Linked DNA regions of Homo sapiens: region 1 is linked to region 2. A link is an interaction called in ENCODE POLR2A ChIA-PET data of the cell type or tissue named here. Cell type or tissue: A673. All regions are shown on one strand. Links, peaks and the distances in the headings refer to the core of each region. The heading gives the core; the rest is flanking DNA. Region 1 holds the start of LINC02570 (long intergenic non-protein coding RNA 2570). Region 2 overlaps GNL1 (G protein nucleolar 1 (putative)).

Region 1 (11,633 bases), core at 2,281-10,280, 300 kb before region 2:
CACTATCATGACAATAGCATGGGAAAAACCCGCCACCCATGATTCAGTTACCTGCCACCAAGTCCCTCCCATGACACATGGGGATTATGGGAACTACAATTCAAGATGATATTTGGGTGGAGACACAGCCAAACCATATCATTCCTCCCCTGGCCCCTCCCAAATTTCATGTCTTCACAATTCAACACACAATCATGCCTTTCAACAGTCCACCAAAGTCTTAACTCATTTCAGCATTAACTCAAAAGTCCAACTCCAAAGTATCATCTGAGACAAGGCAAGTCCCTCTTCCTATGAGCCTGTAAATCAAAAGCAAGTTAGTTACTTCCTAGATACAATGGGGGTACAGGCATTGGGTAAATACACCCATTCCAATGGGATACATTGGCCAAAATAAAGGTGCCACAAGCCCCATACAAGTCTGAAATACAGTAGGGCAGTCATTAAACCTTAACGTTCCAAAATGCTCCCCCTTTGACTCCATGTCTCACATCCAGGTCATGCTGATGTGAGAGATGGGCTCCCACAGCATTGGGTAGTTCTGCCTCTGTGGCTTTGCAGGGTACAGCCCCCCTTCCAGCTGCTTTCATGGGCTAGTGTTGAGTGTCTCCAGCTTTTCCAGGTGCATGGTGTAAGCTGTTGGTGGATCTACCATTCTGGGGTTTGGAGGATGGTGGCCCTCTTCTCACAGCTCCACCAGGCAATGCCCCGGTGGGGAACTCTGTGTAGGGGCTCTGACCCCACATTTCCCTTCTGCACTGCCCTAGCAGAGGTTCTCCATAAGGGCTCCACCCCTGCAGCAAACTTCTGCCTAGACATCTAGGCATTTACATACATGCTCTGAAACCTAGGCAGAGGTTCTCAAACCTCAATTCTTGACTTCTGTGCACCCACAGGCCCAGCACATTTGTAAGCTATCAAGGCTTGGGGCTTGGAACCTCTGAAGCAATGGCCTGAGCTGTAGGTTGGCCCTTTTTAGCCACAGCTGGAGCTAAAGTAGCTGGGATGTAGGGCACCATGTCCCCAGGCTGCATAGAGCAGGGGTCCCTTAGCCCAGCCCACAAACCCTTTTTCCCTCCTAGGCCTCCAGGCCTGTGATGGGAGGGGCTGCTATGAAGTTCTCTAATATTCCCTGGAGACATTTTCCCCATTGTCTTAGTGATTAACATTCCACTCCTCTTTACTTATGCAAATTTCTGCAGCAAACTTGAATTTCTCCCTAGAAAATGGGTTTTTCTTTTCTATCGCATCATCAGACTGCAAATTTTCCAAACTTTTATGCTCTACTTCCACTTGAACAGCTTTACCACTTAGAAATTTCTTCTGCCAGATACCCTAAGTCATTTCTTTCAGTTCAAAGTTCCACAGATCTCTAGGGCAGGGGCAAAATACCGCCAGTCTCTTTGCATAGGAAGAGTGACCTTTACTCCAGGTCCCAACAAGTTCCTTATCTCCATCTGAGACCACCTTAGCCTGGACAAATATTGTCCATATCACTGTCAGCATTTTGGTCAAAGCCATTCAACAAGTCTCTAGGAAGTTCCAAAGTTTCCCACATTTTCCTGTCTTCTGAGCCCTCCAAGTCTTGAGGAAGTTCCAAACTTTCCCACATTTTTGTGTCTTCTTCTGAGCCCTCTAAACTTCTAACCTCTGCCTGTTACCCATTTCCACATTTTCAGGTATCTTTATAGCAGTACCCCACTTTACTGGTACCAATTTACTGTATTAATCCATTTTCTTTTTTTATTTTTATTTTTGAGACAGTCTTGCTCTGTCACCCAGGCTGGAGTACGGTGGCACAATCTCGGTTCACTGCACCCTCCACCTCCCAGGTTCAAGCAATTCTCCTTCCTCAGCCTTCTAAGTAGCTGGGATTATAGGCGCCAACCGCCATGCATGGCTAATTTTTTTTGTTTGTTTGTTTAGTAGAGATGGGGTTTCACCATATTGACCACCAGGCTGATCTTGAACTCCTGGCCTCAAATGATTCACCTGCCTCGGCCTCTCAAAGTGCTAGGATTACAGGCATGAGCCACTGCACCCAGCCGTATTAGTCCGTTTTCATACTGCTATGAATAAATACCTGACACTGGGTAATTTATAAAGAAAAAGAGGTTTAATGCATTCACAGTTCCACATGGCTGAGGAGGCCCTCAAAATCATGGTGGAAGATGAAGGAGGAGCAAAGGCATGTCTTACATGGCAGCAGGCAAGAGCGTGTGCAGAACTACCTTTATAAAACCATGAGATCTCATGAGACTTATTCACTATCACAAGAAGAATAGCATGGGAAAAACCTGCCCCTCATGATTCAGTTACCTCCCACCAGGTCCCTCTCATGACACGTGGGGATTAAGGGAACTACAATTCAAGATGAGATTTGGGTGGAGACCCAGCTAAACCATATCAGACACCATTCTAATGGAAAACAGCTCAGCTGAAAGAATCCTGCCAAGAACTCATGCTACCTGTCTGTGCAGCAATTCAGAGTCATGAATTCTTGTTAAGCTATGTGATTTTTCTACGAGGATGCCAAGTTTACTTTCTGATTAATGGACCTCTCTTAATCAGAAACAAGCACAATTTACACTCATAATTTTTTGCCAAAATATATAACCTTAAACATCACCTCTCTCCCCTGCTTGTCAGTTCTCATCAATTAATCTGGTCTGAAGAAGAAAAAAAAACTCAGTTAAGGGAAACCAAGTGCACAGAGGATTTCTTGAAGAATATATTTTGCAGATTATGCAATTACAGACATTTGCAGCACTGTGAATTTGGACTGTTTGTTTTAACCCTTCACAGAATCTCTTACAGTGAATTGTGCTTTGGCAGTCGGCTCTCAGCTTGCAGGGACTCAATAAGAATGGGATGTAATGCAAAATAATTTATGGATGATATGGCACAATGTGTAGAATTTGCTTTAAAAGATCTCCAGCTGAAAAAGTGGTAGGAGTAGATTAAGTGAGTATGGTCAACTTTTGACAGTTTTTAAAACTTTGTGATGGATACAGCAAGACTCATTATATACTCACGGCTTCTGTGTATGTTTGAAATTGTCATCATAAGCAGAGTTTTTTAAAAGAGGCATAAGAAGTTCACCATTGTCTTTACTATAGGGATATTGTTAAAGATTTATTTTATTCATTACTTTGCAAACCAGTATACTTTTGACAAGAAATTAAGAATGATCTTAAAACTTAAATAATACTTATCTTAGTCCTGCCTAGTACAAAGTAAGCATGTAATAAGCAACAGTTATTGTTTATTGTGTAATGATCTCATCAGAATTCATTTGTGGGTATTAGTAGCCTGACCTCCTTGGAACTTGGAGGTTTCCTTTGATATTGGACAAAGTACAAAGAAAACAGTATCTTCTGTAAGGTTAGTTGTAAGAGGTTTTCTGGTAGCATACTGAATATAGGAAGAATTTCTGAAAGAACCTTTAAGAACTCTAGTGTCTCAATCCAGAAGGTAAAAATTTAATATGAAGTATTAAAAAAAAATGCACCATGACTAACCAGGAGTACAAAGATAGCTCTATGTTTTAAAATATATTCAAATGTATCATATTCAAATATATTCAAATTTTAAAGATAGTTTTATATTTTAAAATATATTCAAATTTATCATCTCTGTAGGCCAAAGAAAATAAGCCATATTATCACCTTGATTATGATAAATGGTTCAACTGGCTAACATTTGAAAAACAATAATAATTAGAATTATCTCTCTATACTCAAAATCAATTCCATATGAATATAAATGTGGAAATTTTTTAAAGTGCCAAATGAAAACAAGGGATGAGATTAGGGAGGAAGAAAACTACTCTGTGCTTCCTGGCTTCATCTTTGATCCTGTTCCATCCTCAGAGATTGCAGAGTAAGTAAACTGTGACAGCTCTCTCACTTTTGCATCTTGACATATTCCCCAACCTCTCTCATCTACTTGAATGCCGATTCCTTTATTGCATTCTAGGCTTTATTACATCAATTTTTCAATTCCTGCAATAACTAGATTCCATAATAAGAAAAGACTGTACTTGGCTGATTTCTTTCATAATGTACCTATTAATATTTAAGTGTGAATTCCTTAAAGCTCTTGTGATAGGCTTCTCAAGGCATGGCAACATTCCTCACCTCTCTTCTGCTGTATCATATTATATTACTGTGTCTCTGTGATAACAATAAAGAATTTGACTGCCCTTTGTCCCTGGTTCCTAGGAGGGAAACTAAATCCTTGGAATCTCCTGAGTAATATGAGTATCTTTGTTATTCATGAGCCCCTTGGATCACACCTGGGCTTATGCTAAGAGAGAACTCACGATGGGAGGTTGGTCATCAGAAAGATCACATAATAAAAGGATTGGGCCTTAGAGCCAGCCCAACCTCGACGGAGGGTGGGAGGACTAGAGATTGCGTTCAATTCGGTGGCAAATGAGTCAACCAATTGTGCCTATGTAATGAAAACTCTGGACGCCAAAATTTGGTGGAGCTTCCTGGTTGGTGAACACATCCATGTGCCAGGAGGGTGACACAACCTGATTCACAGAGAGAAGACACAGAAGCTCTGCATGGAAGACCCGCCCAGACCCCGCCCTACGTGTGTCTTCATTAGTCTGGTCCTCCTGATTTGTATCCTTTGTAACAAGCCTGTAATCGTAAGTATAACATTCTCCTGAGTTTGGTGAGTTGTTCTAGCAAATTATCAAACCCGAGGGGGTTGTGGGTACCCCCCAGATTAGTAGCCAGTTGGTCAGAGGAGCGAGTAGCCTGGGGACCTCCACACTTGTGGCTGGCGGCGGAAGTGAGGGCAATCTCATTGGGGCTGAAACCTGTAGTTAGTGTTGTGCTGCACTATTCCAGTCCCTTATCCACCTACATTCCTCATTTCCTTGTCGGGGCCTTGCTGTGATGTCTCCATTTGGGTGATTTCATAAAGGTTAGAGATGAGGGAGGGCAGATTTACCTGGAGAACAAATTCCTAGGCCTTTTGATACTTTTTTTTTTTTTGAGACAAGGTCTCGCTCTGTTACCCAGGCTGAAGTGCAGTGGTGCAATCCAGGCTCACTGCAACCTTGCCTCCCAACCCCCACCCCCACACTCTGGGCTCAAGCGATCCTTCCACATTAGCCTCCAGGGTAATTGGGACCACACGTGCGCACCAGCACGCCCAGTTTTGTTTTTGGTTTTTTTTTTTTTTTTTTTTGTATTTTCAGTAGTGAAAGGGTTGCCCAGGCTGGTCTCAAACTCCTGAGCTCAAGCAATCTGCCCCCCTCAGCCTCCCCAAAGTGCTAGTATTACAGGCATGAGCCATCGCGCCCAGCCAATATACATTCTTAACAATTTTTTACTTACCAATTCTCTGTTCTGGCTTTGTATCTCTGATTTTACTAGATTATCCCTGTTTTGGCAAACACTAACAATATTTATATAAGTTTAGCCTATATGCCTTAAAGACGTTTTCTCCTACTTCCAGAACTTTCTCAGTTGTGTGTGTGAGTACGCCTGGCTTTTCATCAAAGAGCTTTGCCGTCTTGATGCTTCCTTTTCTGTGAACACAGCAATAAATAGATTCTGCAGAACAAATGAGTGAGTAACTTTTTTTTTTTTTTTTTTTTTGAGACAGAGTCTCGCTCTGTCACCCAGGCTGGAGTGCAGTGGAGCTATCTTGGCTCACTGCAGCCTCTGCCTCCTGAGTTTAAGTAACTATTGTACAATAGTGATCACTGCCACAAAGTCAAGTATACATTGTTTATAATCTCTGAATTGAAGTACAAATTTTACTTTCTCTTTTTTTTTTTCCTTTGGAGATGGAGTCTCCCTCTGTCACCCAGGCTAGAGTGCAGTGGCAGGATCTCAACTCACTGCAACCTCCGCCTCCTGGGTTCAAGTGATTCTCCTGCCTCAGCCTCCCGAGTATCTGGGATTACAGGCACGTGCTACCATGCCCGGCTAATTTTTTGTATTTTTAGTGGAGACGGGGTTTCACCATGTTGGGCAGGCTTGTCTCGAACTCCTGATCTCAGGTGATCCTCCTGCCTTGACCTCCCAAAGTGCTGGGATTACAGGCATGAGCCACCACACCTGGCCTTTTTTTTTTTTTTTTTTAATAGAAATGGGCTTCCCCACCTACCCCCACCTGGCATGGTGGCTCATGCCTGTAATCCCAGCACTTTAGGAGGCTGAGGGGGGTGAATCACCTGAGGTCAGGAGTTCGAGACCAGCCTGGCCAACATGGTAAAACCCCATCTCCACTAAAAATACAAAAACTTAGCCGGGCATGGTGGCACGTGCCTGTAATCCCAGCTACTCAAGAGGCTGAGGCAGGAGAATCACTTGAACCCAGGAGGCAGAGGTTGCAGTGAGCTGAGACCGCGCAATTGCACTCCAGCCTGGGCAACAAGAGCAAAACTCCATCTCAAAAAAAAAAGAAAAGAAAAGAAAAGACAAAAAAAGAAATGGGTTCTCACTATGTTGCCTAGGCTGCTCTGGAAATCCCAGGTTCAAACAATCCTCCCTCCTTGGCCTTCCAAAGTGCTATGATTACATGTGTGACCCACCATGCCCAGCTCTAAATATCTTTAATTGTAAGTGTGTAGCATTCCATACAATCCAAGCACAGTTTTATATAATGGGTTGAGCTAGATCAACAAGGTTATAGATGGCTGGTTCATGATCACCAGGTTGGTGGGTAAAATCAGCCATTAATCTCCTATGAAAGGCCAGGTACAGTGGTTCATGCTTGTAATTCCAGCACTTTGGGAGGCCAAGGCAGGTGGATTGCTTGAGCTCAGGAGCTCAAGACCAGCCTGGCCAACATGGTGAGACCCCTCTCTACTAAAATACAAAAAACTAGCCGGGCTTGGTGGTGGGTGCCTGTAGTCCCAGCTATGTGGGTGGCTATGGCAAGAGAATTGCTTGAACCCGAGAGGCGGAGGTTGCAGTGAGCCGAGATGTTGCCACACTGCACTCCAACCTAGGCTACAGTGAGGTAGGAGTTATTAAGAAATTATTTTAGGCAGATAGAGAGGAAAAAGGTCCATGGAAAATTTTTCACAGCTCTTGTCTAGCATGAAAGCCCTGGCTCTTAGACTTGGGCCAGCAACCTTTGATATGCAAACGCTAGCTGTTAGAAACTGGGTCCACCCAACAAGGCTATTCCCACCTTTGTCCTCTTGCCCTTGCCCCTACATGTGCCTGGCAGCATGGCCGCCCCCACATATCCCCACGTGTGTGGAACATGACACAGCCCTACATTTGCATATTAAAAGGCTAGGGTGGGAGGGCCAGCTTTTTCGCCGGCTACATGAATGACATGCCTGGTCAAACCAATCCCCTGAGTCCTATGCAGATCAGATACTGCCTCCTCCACCCATCGAATATAGCTGGCTGGTATTACCTAAGTGCGGGGTTCCATCTCTCGGCTTTGGAGCCCCCCTCCCTCTGTCTCTGTACAAGGGAGTTTCTTCTTTCTTTCTTCTCCCTTCTTTCTTGCCTATTAAACTCTCCGCTCCTTAAAACCACTCCACGTGTGTTCGTGTCATCTTATCTAATTCGATGTGAGACAAGAGCCCTGGTGTTCCTCCACTCATCAGAGCCATATCAACAGAGGGTGACTGTCTCAAAAAAAAAAAAAAAAAAACTCCTCTGAAAAACAGAATTTAAAACTTTAAGTGGGCAAACATCATTTTTATTTTTTTAAAAAGTCAACAAATTCTTATAACCAACATTCATGGTCTCAAGTAACAAGTTGACAGTTTGAGCATCAGCTGCAGAAGATAAAAAAAAAAATTGAGGTATTTGCAAGAAGCTCTTGCTAGAAGGAATAAGAGGGGCTGAGCATTGAAGCCTGGGCCAGGTGAGCTGTCTTCCTTGCCTCCCCACGTTCCACACCCCAGACACCACTGATGGGGAGCTTAGGAGATGAGGGGTGGAAGGAGGAGGTGAGGCTGGGTTTCCTCCAGCTCAGGGATGTTGTCTTGAATGTCCTCATTGAAGGATAAGGAGGAAAGTGATGTCCCTACCAAGGCTGACAGGCTAAGGAATGGGAAAGCATCTTTGGAGGTCCCCAGGCCGACTACTGAATATCCTGCCCCAGGTGTCCAAGCTCCACAGTGTGGCTGGTGGGTGTGCCCTTGGCACCACTTTCCCCATGTGCTGAGTCTTCTGGGAAGCAGGCAGCACAAATGTGAGGACACGCTAGTGCCTCGGGGACCCTTCACTAAGACCGGCAGCTACCCCTTCCCCAACCCTTTTGCCCCTCTCTTTCAGAGATGGAGCCCATCCAGAACCCAGCTGTGCTGCTGCAAGGTACATTCTGTCTCCCTCTCTCTTTCTCTCTTTCCAGCACACCAAATTCCCTACATTCCAGGGAGGGAGTTATCTCAGTCTCCAACTGCCCCAGAGTGGTGAGCAGCATTCCACACACTCCAAGCATATAAGGAAGAAGTGCAGTAGGCTGGGGACTGGCAGAAGGAGCTCCCTGGGCAGAAGAGCCAGGAAGGTAGCTGGGTAGGAAGTAACCTGCATGGGCCCAGCCCAAGGCACTAGAAAATCAGCCTTCCCCAAATAATCACAGAGGCTTCCAAACGTGCCCCACCCCTTCAAGCTCCCTTCCCAGGGCTCTGCTGCTCCCTCTCACTTTCTCTTGCTCTTTTTCCTTCCCACTCTAAGTGTCCTACTTCCATCTTCTTCCCATCTCTTTGTCTCTTTCTTCCCTCTCGGGCCCACCTTTGGCTTTTCTAGGCTTTGATAAAGAGTTTCCTGAGGCTCACCACCGGCAGCTGAATTCTGGTCTCCTCTTCCTGCCTCTGCTTGCCTCCGTGGACTCCTAGACATGCTCCTTGAGCTTGTGGGCAGGCATCTCAGCACAGCTGTGGGATCTGGGGCTCAGAGACCCCCAACTAGCCTGTGCCTAGAATCATATTTCAATAGAATGATTTCTTTTGAATCTTATTGATGCAGAACTTTGTTCCTTAAACCCTAAAACCAGGTTCTTGTCACACAAGCAGGAAAAGCTAGGAACGCAGACGCATTGAAGGGTGAGGGGAACAGAATTTATTGGGTGAAAAAGGAAAAGAAGAAAAAAAAATCTCTCAGCAAAGCAAGAAGAGTTCCTGCCAACAGCACCCCCACCCCCAGACTGATTCCAGGCTACACACAAGAACTGAAGAGGCCAGGCTCCTCCCCAACTGCACATGGCACGAACTTCCCGTGGCTCCACCCCCTTCTCCCAAGTGCATAGGCAGGTCAGAGATTCTCTGGGGACCCTTTCCCTTATCTACCTCCTGCATCTATCAATATGGTGAAACCCTGTCTCCAAGAAAATTGTGAAAGTTAACTGGGCCTGGTGGTGCACGGATGTGGTCCCAGCTACTTGAAAGGCTGAGGTTGGAGAATCACCTGAGCCTGGGAGGTCGAGGCTGCAGTGAGCTGTGATTGCACCACTGCACTCCAGCCTGGGTGACAGAGTGAGACCGTGTCTCAAAAATAAATTTAAAAATAAAATAAAAATAAAGAGTTGCAGCCTACAATGTACCATTCGGACTAGTGGGAAGCATAGCCTCTGGCAGAGCCTAGAGAATGAACTTTGAGGGACGAGGAGGAATAAGAAAGGAATTTAATCTGACTGGGTTGGCCAAGTATACATATTCAACAGGTTACAGAAGGAGCTATGAATATTCATGAAAGTGGTCCTGAAGCACATATACTGAATAAACTAGTATATTGCATATGACCCATGTGCACCTTAGGGTGGAGACTTAGCATTTAAATGTATTACAGCTGGCCAGGCGCGGTGGCTTACACCTGTAATCCCAGCACTTTGGGAGGCTGAGGCAGATGGATCATGAGGTCAGGAGATCGAGGCCATCCTGGCTAACAGGGTGAAACCCCGTCTCTACTAAAAATACAAAAAAAATTAGCCGGGCATGGTAGCGGGTGCCTGTAGTCCCAGCTACTCGGGAGGCTGAGGCAAGAGAATGGCATGAACCTGGGAGGCAGAGCTTGCAGTGAGCCGAGATCGCACCACTGCACTCCAGCCTAAGCGATAGTGAGACTCCGTCTCAAAAAAAAAAAAAATTAATTAAAAAAAAATAAATGTATTACAATTAGGTCTTATACATCAAAAGGTCTTTTCAGGACACAAGCAAACTCAAGTATGCAGCATCTGTAAACCAGCCAGAACCAGTCCATGGTCAGTAGTCTTCTTATCAGGAGAAGGTTACTGAAATCAGTCTCGTGTTCAACCCAAGCTGTAGTTTTGGCTGATGGACGATCTGCAAGTTGTTTTAATCTTGCTTATCTCAAGGCCAATGTTTGTTTGGCTGCTAGAGAAAAATTAAAACCTTGTGGCAGAACACTTTTTCTTTAAGTGCAGGGGTGTGTGACTTAACCCTGACCTGCCATGGCCTTAAGTCTTGTTTATAGTTTGGTCTTTCATTGGCTCAAATACTTTGTTCTGTCAGTCTTATGATCTCTGGTTTATTAATGCTGGTCAGTGGTTGTCTAAACCACAAAAGGGATGAGGTATGACGAGGTGTGTCTGACCTCCCATCCTCTCCTGCCTGGGAACTCAGTTTTTAAGGTTTCTCTGGGGTCCCCTTGGCCAAGAGGGGGTCCATTAAGTCAACTGGGGGGCTTAGGATTTTATTTTCAGTTTACAAAATTATCTCACTATAGTCTCTCAAAAGGAGTCTGTGTTCTTCCCTGAAAGAAAGCTGACATCCCCTGCTGCTGGGGGTTAAGGGTGGCAGGGTCACACATAAACCAGGTGTCAGAAGGGCTGTGGGCAGAGGCCGGAGCAGCCTGATTAAGGTGGGAAACCCCAGGGTTGTTCTTGATAATGAACTGAGGTGGAAAGGGAGAAAGGCAGTTGTTTTGTGAATCCACTGGAGACACTGAGCAGCGGACAGAAAGCAGATGTCAGGGAGTGGGAACCGGGGAGCTGAGTGGGTCCATCCTAAAAGGGGCAGCTCTGAGGCGTTCCTAACCTTTTAGTGCTGCAGGCCTTGTAGCCAAACTTTGTGCCCTACCCACTTGTCCTCTAAGGTTGCCATTCAGATGGCTCCGTCTTTAAGCCTCTGACACTGTTGAGGACTTACCCTAGTCACAGGAGCACTACCCATGGGTAGGGCAGGCTAGAAATGTCAGTGCCCTGGGGGCAGCCCTCAAGTGAAATGGGATTTGGTGAAGAAATACCCCAGCTTCCTCAAGGGTAGGATGACTCCGAGGCATGCTCTATACAGTAGTCTCTTGAAGGTCCCAGTGGGATTGAGCCAAGGAGTTCATTAAGTTCATTGCTCATCGATGCACCCCATGCTGGCTTCTGCCCTTTCCTGTCTACTTTATCAATTATGCCAGGGATTTCCTCTCTAATAACCTCCTTGCTTCAAATCTTTGTCTCCAGATCTGCTTCTGAAGGAAACTAACCTAAAACAGACCCCTTTGGCAATTTGTGAAAGCTGCTGTACTTCTGAGAATAATGGTGGGGTTTTGTTTTTTGTTTGTTTGTTTTGAGACAAGGTTTTGCTGTGTTGCCCAGGATGGAGTGCATTGTCATGATCATAGCTCACTGCAGCCTCCACCTCCTGAGTTCAAGAGATCCTGCTGCCTCAGCTTCCTGAGTAGCTG
Region 2 (11,633 bases), core at 1,293-9,292:
AATGATGTGTACAGAGCAGCCAACAGTCTCTTGCGGCTGGCAGTGGACGGCCGCCTCAGCCTGTGTTTTCATCCCCCAGGCTACAGTGAACAGAAAGGTCAGAGCCCAGATATTCTTCCCCAGCCCCCTGCTATAGCGTAGGTAAAAGGGTGTGGGCTTTGTGGCCAGAGAGAGGGTCAAACCTGGATTCTGTACCTGTTGGCTAGCTCTGTTACTTAACATCTGTGATATTTTCCTGATCTGCAAACTGAGGGTAATAATTGACCCTTAGCATAGTGATTGTAAAGATTGAAGTTGATGTGCACAAAGGTTCTGTTCAGCAATCTGCACATAGGAAGTTGAATGAATGGATGAATGAATGAATGCCAGCAGCTCTAAAGATTATTGTTATTCCTAGTCTTTGCCTCTTCCCCATCTTTCCTTGGCTTTAGTTCTTGCTCAAAACTCTCCTCCATTTTTTTCTTGTTTTGGTTCCCCAGGCACCTGGGAGTCCCATCCAGAGACCACGGAGCTGGTGGTTTTGCAGGGCAGGGTGGGGCCAGCAGGTGACGAGGAGGAGGAGGAAGAGGAAGAGCTGAGCAGCTCCTGTGAGGAGGAGGGAGAGGAGGACCGGGATGCGGATGAGGAGGGAGAAGGGGATGAGGAGACCCCAACCTCGGCTCCAGGGTCCAGCCTGGCTGGCCGAAACCCTTATGCCCTGCTGGGTGAGGATGAGTGCTGAGTTCCTCGCCCAGCGCCATCTTCCCTCCCAGTATCTTTGCTTTTGGACTGACCTGGGGGTATCTCCCCTCTGCCACCCCAATTGTGAATAAAGATTGTTTGCTTTGTAGCCCCTTCCCCAGATGAACTGAGGTGAGAGCGGCTGTTCCAGGCTAACAGCTGTGGGAGGCTTCTCTCCTCTTCTCCCTTCTTTTTTCATGCATTCTCTTTGCAAGGGAAAGTTCTCTTAGGAGTTTAGTAGGTTCTCAGTCTCTGAAACCTGCTTCCTCTACCCATTCTCCCACTCTGCACCTTAGGAATCCCGTTATCTACATGGGGAGGGGAGGTCTAAATCCAGCTCCCTTTTGGAGTTTGTGCCATTCTCCGATTTGAGCAGCAGCCCTGTGTGCCCCCTGCCGCCAGACCTGCTCATTCCAGGAGCTTCTGGGAGAAGGAACAGTAAGAGAGGAACTGTGTCCCAAGCTGATGTCTCTTAATGAGATTTTTACAGGAATTGTTCAAATTCAGCAAATATTTATTGAGGGTCTATTGTGTGTCTTGACCTGTGCTGAGCACCAAGCATATAAGGATGTACCACCAGAGCCTGACCTAAATTTGAAGCCTGGCCATGATCAAAACCCCACCTTCAGGCACCCAAGTTTTTGGATTAAGAAGGGTGAATGATGTTCTCCAAATCCTGGGGGCTCATGCAGTATAATTCTAGGACTTCATGTTGATACAAATTTTTAGTTAAGGCAAAACGCTTGTGAAAATGTTGATTAAATGTGTACGAGTAGTTTTAATTACTGGTGAACAACTAGCGTGCACATTTATGATTTGAGCAGAACAGCCCTTTAAGTACAGTGTTAAGTTTCATTGTTTAAAAGCTTGGCAGCTACGAGTATTTGAGGTACATAGGGGCGGGCACAGAACCAGCCTCCTGAATTCCATTTACTCTGGTTTGGGGGTGGAACAAAGATGATCCAGTGCAGGGTCTGAGCTAGAACCTAGCAGGTGGCCAGAACCATTTTAGGGTTTCACCTCAGCATTTCGGCAGAAATCAGCTCTCTCGTGAGTCAGGGCACCTTAGGCTTTGCTGTATATCCCTTTGTTAAGCCAGCAGCTAGACTCCTAGATTGAATTCTTTTAGAAATGGGAGAATGAGCTTTTTTATTGACTGCCAGTGTTGTCTGTATTGGATGATAGCAAAAAGTGTAGTTGGACAGGTTGCCCACTAGATGGAGTGAGAAGTACCAGACTCCTTTTTTCTCTAAAGCAGATCCTTTCAGGATCTGAGTCACTGGGCAGTTTCTCTAATGCGAGCAGACAGACCCTGTTAACCAAGGAGCAAAGGAAAGTATATTTAAAGAGGCTAAGGTGTTTGGCCACATATTGCTTTAGGTTCATCTCCATTGGTCTCAGTGTGGACATAACTCCTGGAATTCACTCCAGTGCAAAGTTTAAATAATACCAGCATGAGAATGTACTTGAAGGTTTCCCAAAATGTGCTAGACAAGAAAGAGAAAAGGTCCCAGCTGAGAGAAAAATCCACCTGTCTCCCATCTGGGGCTCTTTGGCCTCACTGATAGAAAAGGAAAAGGGGCCCAAGCTAAGCTTACTTTGAGGGTTCATGATGTTCAGAGATGCTCAGGGGACTTCTCCGCTGCAGGAGGTGGGGTGAGGACATTGGATTCATTTCCTCAAAATATGGAGAGAAAGGAGAAAAATCAGAATTCTATTTGTACCTCTGCTTCCTGTGCTGTTTATCTTTGCTTGTCTTTATCTTTTTCCACCTCAGGGGTTTCATCAGGGGTATTTGGGAGAGTCTAGGGGTGGGGATGAAGAATTGACTGGGAGCTGAGGAGGGGGGATTTTTATGCTGAAGACCTGGCAGGAGGCAACTCCTGACACCCCCACAGGGTTAGACTGTAAAACCTCTTCCATGACTTGCTGACTCTATAGGATAATAGCAACAGGAAAAGAACTGAGGGACGTGCAGATGAGGATGAATAGGGCCCCAACACCAGTGCCTGAGGCTGAGGTTAGAACTGACTACAAAGACACAGGAAACCAAGGGCCCAGTCTCCCCTCCACGCTGAAATACGCACCCTCTTGTCTGGGTCATGTCTACTATGTGAATACTTGACCATGGAGGTCTGGGGCTCTGGTGGCTTCCATAGCTGGCTAGTCTCTTGATGGAGAGAAATCAGGGCTTCTCTCATCCATGCTGGAATTTCATTTAGATGTCAACTTCCAAGTTTCCCTTTTTCCAGATGGGATTATAGTCCTGCTTCTGGAACAGGGTAGCTGTGTGTGGTCCAGGATAGTTCAATTATCTGGCCCTTTGTTCACTTCTTACAATCATTGATACAGTCAACAAAAATTGGTTAAAAACAATATATGCCAGACATATATCCCTGAGTTCTGGGACAATAACCAAAATTGAATAAGGCAATATCCTACTCTCAAGCAATAGAGGGTAGGAATAGAATAATAATAATATAATACAATAGCTCTATAGCAGTATGTAAACTATAAAAGCATTATTTTACGTGTTTCTATTGAACTGTCATAACTAAATAAGATGGTTAGTACTATAATTATCCCAAGGATTCATTCACTCATAGAACATTTGTTGAGCAATTACTACCTGCCAGTCACTTCCAAGTGGTAAGTGAGATAGAAATGGTTCTTTGTGGCGCTCACAATTTATTGGAGAATGGAAACACAATTACAAAAAAAAAGTGTGATAAGTTCTGGGAGAAGGGTGGTACAGGATCCTGTGGGGTAGTGGTGGCTCCATATAGGAGGGACATTGGGATACTGATCAGGAAGGAGTGGGGGACAGGGCTAGAAGCTGCATTAGTATAAAGTTATGTCAGACTGCCAAAACAAAACAAACACAAAAAATCAGTAGTCTGTGGTAAAGAATTGCTATAGGAACAGCCAGTAGGGGCAGTTAAGCTGGTCTTGGTGAATCAGGGGAAGCGTCCTAGAGGAACAGATGTCCATGCTGAGGCCAAATGCTGGACAGGAGTTAGCCAGACAGGGAAATTGCATTCTGGGCAGAGGAGACAGCAAAGGTCAAGAAACATGACAACTTTGGAAGACTGTAACTTGTTCAGAGGCAGAGGGTGCAAAGGAGAAATGAGGAAAGGTGAAGCTGGAGAGGTGGGCTTGGTCCAGCTCTTGCTGGGCCTTTTCAGCCGTGTTAAAGATTTAGACTGTATCCAGAGGGATGTTGAACTTTAAGCCTAAGACTGAAAAGGTGAGAATTGTGCCTTAGATCACTATGGTTGCAGTGTGGAGACTGGTTTGGAAAGGGGAGAAATCAGAGGCTTTTACAGCCATCCCAGGGAGAGAGAATGAACACCAGAATTAGGGTAATGGAAGATGGAAAGAAGAGAAATCGTTTTATGGGTTGCTCAGGAGATAGAATTGACATGTCTTGGGATTGTTTTGCTGTGTAGGGGAGAGAGACAAGTCAAGAGTATACATCCTGTTTCTGACTTGGCAACTGGGTGGGTCATGGGTCTGTTTCCTGAGACAGTTGTCTACAGCCATACCACCGTAAGCGCCCTAAATCTCATCAGAGACAGTTTATGCAAATGGAGCTTGGGGAAAGAGAGGTCGTGGCTGGAGACAGAGATTTGGGCATCATCAACATATAGGTGTGGGGAGCAGAGAAGGCTGAGGAAGAAAGCAGGAAACATATAAAAAGGAGAGCAGGGAAAGGAGCCAGTGAGACAGGAAAAACCTAGTAACGTGGTGTGATGAAGCTAGGGGAGGAAGGAAGGAAGGAAGGGCGGCGTGGAACGCTGCTGATGGGTGGTGGCGGGGAAAATGAACGAGTATCCACCAGCAACGAGAGGGGCCTCCATGGTCTTGGTGGGAGCATTTCTTTGGAGAGGTGGAATCAGAAGCCCCAGATGTCAGAGGGTTAAGGAATAATTTGGAGGAAAAGCGTAAAGGCAGTGGAGGTGAGGAGAGAATTTTCAAAATGTTTGGCAGTGATTGCAATGAAAGAAAAAAATGGAGGGAGCAGAGTATATGCAGTTGAGGAACTTTTTTAGTTTGGAGTGTGTTAACACGATGTTAGGAAGAAGGATCAAGTGAAGGAGAAAGGTGAAAATGCTGGAAGGTGGGGCTTAGTGATGAAACAAACCTTGGGGACAGGTGGGCGTGGTACTGAGAGTCCCAGTGAGGGGAGTGCCCTCAGGCAGGCGCCGGTGGCTTCTGTCACAGGAGGGAACAGCGCTGACATTCAGCTGGTTCGCACTGATACGGCTCAACCAGTTTGTTAAAACATGTCTGTTCCAGTGTCAGTAATATACGAGTAACTGCAATATGCAGTAAAAATTATAAATTCTAATACAAACTCAGTTCAAGCTAATTAAGAGATCGCAACAGCCGTTGGTAAATGGACTTCCCGCTGCATTTGAGAAGCTTTGCAGCGCCATCTGCCGGTGTCGTAGCATCACTGCAGGCTGAGAGGCTGCTTTGCGCCTTCATCTTGAAGCACTCTGAAATTGCCTGTTTAAATTACCTTGGAATCATGGAGTTGCTACTGCTTCTGAATAGTTTAGCTTCTACTTTGATTTTATTGTTAGTGCATTGTCGTTCTTGTGTCAGTAGCAAGTTTCAGTGTTTTAATATTTACAAATACAAAAATTTTTAATAAAATATTAAAGCCAAACTTGAATGAAGAGACAACAAAGTTTGGATATGTTTCTTTATGTGCCTTTTGACATATCATAAATGAGAATCTTTTGATTCCTCAGGAGAACAAAGAAGAAATATTAATGAGCTGCAGCCAGGAATGTTTTCTGTTACTGTGTAAAAATCAGAATAATATGGAAATCATTTGCAACTTTTTATTTTGAAAAATTTCTAACATAGAAAAAGAACAATAAACACCCAAATACTGAAAGATTCAACAAATTCTACATTTTGCCATATTTGCTTTACTAGTTTTTGCCAGCTTCTGTATTAATCGATTTTTCTGTCTACTTATCCATTTTTTTTGTTGTCATTACCTTTTATTTTTAAAAATTTTAACCTTTAATTGTAAATTGGCAAATTATAGTTGTATATATTTATGGCGTACAAAGTGATGTTATGATTCATGAATACACTGTGGGATGATTAAATCAAGCAAATTAACATCTATCACTTTTTTTTTTTTGAGATGGAGTTTCACTCTTGTTGCCCAGGCTGGAGTGCAGTGGTGCAATCTCGGCTCACTGCAACTTCCGCCTCCCGGGTTCAAGTGATTCTTCTGCCTCAGCCTCCCGAGTAGCTGGCATTACAGGCGTCCGCCACCATGCCCGGCTAATTTTTTGTATTTTTAGTAGAGACGGGGTTTCACCATGTTGGCCAGGCTGGTCTCCAACTCCTGACCTCAGGTGATCCACCCACCTCCACCTCCCAAAGTGCTGGGATTACAGACGTGAGCCACTGCACCCGGCCCAACATCTATCACTTTTAAATACTTACTTTTTTTGTGGTGAGAATGTTTGAAATTTACTCTCTACATTCAGAGGAGGGAATATGTTAAAAATGTAAAAAAGATATTTACCCTCAACACTTATGAAATGTCCAAGAATTATTTACTATATTCACTTTGCTGTGCAGTATATCTCAAAGAAAAAGAAAAGCTTATTTTTCCAGTCCAATGAAGCTTTGTAACCTTTAACCATCATATCCCCATTTACCCCAGACCCCCAGCCTCTGGTAACTACTATTCTGCTCTCTCCTCCTTTAAGTTCGATTGTTTTAGATTCCACTTATAAGTGAGAACATACAGTATTTGTCTTTCTGTGCCTGGCTTACTTCACTCAGCATAATGTTCTCCAATTCCATTAACGCTGTCTCAAATGACAAAATTTCTTTTTAAAGGCTGAATAGCATTCCACGGTATATATACCATATTTTCTTTCTTTCTTTCTTTTTTTTTTTTTTTTTTGAGACGGAGTCTTGCTCTGTCACCCAGGTTGGAGTGCACTGGTGCAATCTCAGCTCACTGCAAACTCCGCCTCCCAGGTTGAAGTGATTCTCCTGCCTCAGCCTCCAGAGTAGCTGGGACTACAGGCGCCTGCCACCACGCCCAGCTAATTCTTTTGTACTTTTAGTAGAGATGGGGTTTCACCGTGTTAGCCAGGATGCTCTCGATATCCTGACCTCGTGATCCGCCTGCCTCGACCTCCCAAAGTGCTGGGATTACAGGCTTGAGCCACTGCGCCCGGCCTATATACCATATTTTCTTTATCCATTCATCTGCTGATGAACACTCGTTTGACTATGTAACTTCACTGTGGTTAATAGTGCTGCAGCGAACATGAGAGTGCAGGTATCTCCTCGACATACTGATTTCAAATCTCTTTAGTAAATACCCAGACGCAAGATTGCTGGATCATATGGTAATTCTTTTTTTTTTTTTTGAGATGGAGTTTCACTCTTGTTGCCCAGGCTGGAGTGCGATGGCACGGTCTCAGCTCACTGCAACCTCCGCCTCCCGGGTTCAAGCGGTTCTCCTGCCTCAGCCTCTCAAGTAGCTGGGATTACAGGCGCCCACCACCACGCCCAACTAATTTTTGTATTTTTAGTAGAAATGGGGTTTCACCATATTGGCCAGGCTGGTCTCGAGCTCCCGACTTCAGGTGATCCGCTCACCTTGGCCTCCCAAAATGATGGGATTAGAGGTGTGAGCCACTGTGCCCAGCCCCATATGGTAATTCTATTTTTAGTTTTTTGAGGAACCGCCATACAGTTTTCCATAATAGCTGTACTAATTTACATTCCTACCAACAGTATACAAGTGTTGTCTTTTCTCAACCATTTGAACTTTTTTTTTCTTTTTGAGATGGAGTTTTGCTCTGTCACCCAGGTTGGAGTGCAGTGGTGCAATCTTGGTTCACTGCAACCTCTGCCTCCCGGGTTCAAGTGATTCTCTTGCCTCAGCCTCCCCATTAGCTGGGACTACAGGTGTGCACCACCATGCCTGGCTAATTTTTGTATTTTTAGTGGAGACGAGATTACACCACGTTGGCCAAGGTGGCCTCAAACTCCTGACCTCAGGTGATCCGCCTCCTTCGGCCTCCCAAAGTGCTGGGATTGCACTGCACCCAGCCCTGAACCATTTGAAAGTTGGAGACATCGGCTGGGCATGGTGGCTCATACCTGTAATCCCAGTACTTTGGGAGGCCGAGGTAGGCGGATCACCTGAGGCCAGGAGTTGGAGACCAGCCTGGCCAACATGGTGAAACCCCGTCTCTACTAAAAATACAAAAAATTAGCCGGGCATGGTGGTACATGCCTATGATCCCAGCTACTCAGGACGCTGAGGTGGGAAAATTGCTCAAACCTGGGAGGTGGAGGTTGCAGTGAGCCAAGATAGTGCCACTGCACTCTAGCCTGGGTGACAGAGCAAAACTCCATCTCAAAAAAAAAGAAACTTGCAGACATCATGACCATTCACCCCTAAATACTTCATATACATCTCTTACACAATCATAATAGAATCATCATGTTTAATGAGTTAATAATTTTTAATGTCATCTAGCATTAAACTTCTCCAATTTGAATGCCTTTTATAGCATTTAATTTTTCCTAAGTATAATTACCAAATAAAAATTGTATAGATTTATGGTGTATAGCATGATGTTTTAATATATAGCTTTTAAAAAACTCCCAGAACAGGAACCAATCAAGTTTCAACATTGCATTTTTTTATGTCCTTTTCTCACCCCTTTCTTTTTAATCTACAATCATCCAGTTTTTTTCTTCTTGGAATTGGATCTTTGAGGATACTAGGGCAGTTGTCTTTTAGACTGTTCAACATTCTAGATTTGTCTTACTGTTTCTTTGATGTCACTTAATGTGTTCATCTGTCTCCCTGAGTTTTGAGGGGTTTTCCCCCAATTTCTTGGTTAGATTCAGGTTACCCAGTCTTGGGACTAATTCCTCAAACTTGCTATATATGTCACATTGCCTCACATCAGAAGGCATATGATATGAAGCCATCCCACAAGCAGTGATGCTAAGTATGATTGCTTGGTTAGGATGGACACGGTCAGATCTTTTCTGTAAAGGTTATGTTTCCCTCTTGGCAATTAGCAAGTCGTCTGCATGGTTCTTTGACACTGTGTGTATACGCTGAAAAACTTTCTCTTATCGCCATCTACAGTGATTCTTGCTTGAATTGGTTATTTCATCAGAAATTACAAAAGGTGCTTTTCTAATTCTCCCACTTCTACATTTATAAGGGCATAATTACCTAGGAAGGAGCTTTCTCTCACCAACTGGAAAAAGTAGGGTCCTTCTCAAACTCCTGACCTCAAGTGATCCACCTGCCTCAGCCTCCCAAAGTGCTGGGATTACAGACATGAGCCACAGCGCCCGGCCAAAGTAGGGTCCTTCTAAAAGGCAAGGTAAATGCTTATTTCCCTTTACCAGTTTTCAGAATAAGGTATTGGTATGATATTAATCTCCAAAGGTAGAAAATTTATTTTTTTTCTTTTTTTAAACTATAGATTTAGGGTTTTTATCCATTCAGTATTTCTTTTATTTTTTGAGACAGCATCACGGTCTGTTGCCCAGGCTGGAGTGCAGTGGCGCAATTACCACTCACTGCAGCCTCAACCTGCCAGGCTCAAGTGATCCTCCTACCTCAGCCTCCTGAGTAGCTGGGACCACAGGTGCATGCCACCACACCCAGATGATTTTTGTATTTTTTGTAGAGATGGGGTTTTGCCATGTTGCCTGAGATTAAGTGATCCACCTGCCTTGGCCTCAAAGTGCTGGGACTACACCATGCCAGGTATCCATTTAATATTTCACAATTGGTTACAGTCATTATTTTTTTGTGCTCGAACTGTACCTTATGTGTCCAGTGGGAGCCTTTTTTTTTTTTTTTAATTTGAGATGGAGTCTCACTCTGTCACCAGGCTGGAGTGCAGTGGTACGATCTCGGCTCACTGCAACCTCTGCCTCCTGGGTTCAAGCAATTCTCCTGCCTCAGCCTCCTGAGTAGCTGGGACTACAGGTGCATGCCACCATGGCCAGCTAATTTTTGTATTTTTAGTACAGACGGGGTTTCACCTTATTGGCCAGAATGATCTAGATTGGGAGAGGGCCCCAGTGGGAGCCCTTTTAAGCTAACTCCTACATCCATTCTGACATACCCCAAAAGTTCTGTGAGCACTTGCTTGCTTTTGACACAACTAGATGTCCCAGGCACAATTTTTTTTTACTTTCCCAGCTCCAGATGTGGAATCAGCCATTTTTCTTTTTCTTTTTTCTTTCTTTCTTTCCTTTTTTTTTCTTGAGACAGAGTCTCACTCTGTCACCCAGGCTGAAGTGTAGTGGCATGATCTCAGCTCACTGCAACCTCTGCCTCCAGAGTTCAAGTGATCCTCCCACCTCAGCCTCCTGAGTAACTGGGATTATAGGCATTGCCACTACGCCTGGCTAATTTTTGTACTTTTAGTAGAGATGGGGTTTCATTATGTTGGCCAGGCTGGTCTCAAACTCTTGGCCTCAAGTGATCTGCATCTGCCTGCCTTTAGCCTCCCAAATTGCTGGGATTACAGGCATGAGCCACTGCACTTGGCCAAAATCAGCCATCTTTTTTTTTTTTTTTTTTTTTTTTTGAGGCCGAGTCTTGCTCTGTCGCCCAGGCTGGAATGCAGTGGCGTGATCTCAGCGCACTGCAAGCTCTGTCCCCAGGTTCATGCCATTCTCCTGCCTCAGCCTCCCAAGTAGCTGGGACTACAGGTGCCCACCACCATGCCTGTCTACTTTTTTGTATTTTTAGTAGAGACAGGGTCTCACTGTGTTCGCCAGGATGGTCTCGATCTCCTGACCTTGTGATCTGCCCGCCTCGGCCTCCCAAAGTGCTGGGATTACAGGCGTGAGCCACTGCACCTGGCCAAAATCAGCCATCTTTCTAAGGAACATTGATTCGTTTTAGTGAGGAATGGTCTTTAGTGCTGGGAGAGCTCGTTGCTACAGAGGTGTCATCGCTTTAAGTCACATTTAGGGTTTAAAAAAAATCATGAATTCATATTGGTATTTCCAATTCAAATTGTACATTATAGGTTTTTCCCTCTTCTTGGACTTTGTATTTGTATATCTTTTATCAGGGCAATCGAAAGCCTTGGCTCTTAATACTCTTAATATATTTACCTATTTTTCTCTCCTACAATATACATAAAATCATCTTAAAATTGCATTGGGCCAGGCACAGTGGCTCATGCCTGTAATCCCAGCATTTTGGGAGGCTGAGGCGGGCGTTATCACTTGAGGTCAGTAGTTCGAGACCAGCCTGGCCAACATGGCAAAACCCCGTCCCTACTCAAAATACAAAAATTAGCTGGGTGTGGTGGTGGGCATCTGTAATCCCAGCTACTAGGGAGGCTGAGGCAGGAGAATAGCTTGAACTTGGGAAGTGGAGGTTGCAGTGAGCCAAGATTATGCCACTGCACTCCACTCGGGGTGACAGAGCGAGACTCCATCTCAAACAAACAAAAGAAATCGGCTGGGCATGATGCATTCATCTGTAGTCCCAGCTACTCAGGAGGCTGAGGTGGGTGGATCACTTGAGCCCGAGAGATTGAGGCTGCTGTGAGCTATGATCGTGCCACTGCACTCTAGCCTGGGCAACAGAGCAAGATCTTGTCAAAAAAAAAAAAAAATTGGGAAACAAAATCTTTTAGGGCTTCTGAAGTCACCCCATGAGTAACTGAGTGTGATGAGTGTAGGACTCCTGGTCCCAGCACCTGGTCTTATTTCTGTTTCTCAAACATGTCCTTTCCACCCCAAGACTTTTATCCCTTTTTGTTCCCTGGTCTGGAATACTCTGTCCCACCTACCCGCCACCTGTAGTCTTGCCACATCCAGTCTCTGCTGACATATTCCTCAGAGGGGAATATGTG

Evidence for each region. ChIA-PET counts read pairs that join two places held together with the same protein. Peaks named below come from ENCODE experiments on the same cell type or tissue, not always from the same donor. Only the 100,000 strongest peaks of a DNase experiment are listed, where the experiment ranks them.
Region 1: POLR2A ChIA-PET joins it to region 2 with 14 read pairs; 2 of 35 experiments call an interaction of 5 or more read pairs at or near these places.

Annotation. Positions count from the first base shown.
Region 1 is chr6:30,840,995-30,852,627 of GRCh38, reverse strand. It overlaps LINC02570 (long intergenic non-protein coding RNA 2570), which reads left to right and starts at 4,469. Exons shown (of 3, transcript NR_134610.1): 1 at 4,469-4,660; 2 at 5,479-5,591. RefSeq lists an enhancer at 4,939-5,441 and silencers at 8,042-8,336, 11,615-11,633. In A673, for the core only: no CTCF peak of the experiment used is centred there; a DNase peak (open chromatin) is centred at 9,227.
Region 2 is chr6:30,535,160-30,546,792 of GRCh38, reverse strand. It overlaps GNL1 (G protein nucleolar 1 (putative)), which reads left to right. Exons shown (of 12, transcript NM_005275.5): 11 at 1-97; 12 at 480-5,412. The coding sequence ends at 721. Among named protein-coding and RNA genes, the nearest start is that of GNL1, 16 kb to the left of the region's middle. In A673, for the core only: CTCF peaks have their summits at 1,725, 1,930 (motif pointing right), 4,966 and 5,166 (motif pointing left); DNase peaks (open chromatin) are centred at 1,962 and 5,162; H3K4me3 peaks cover 445 bases.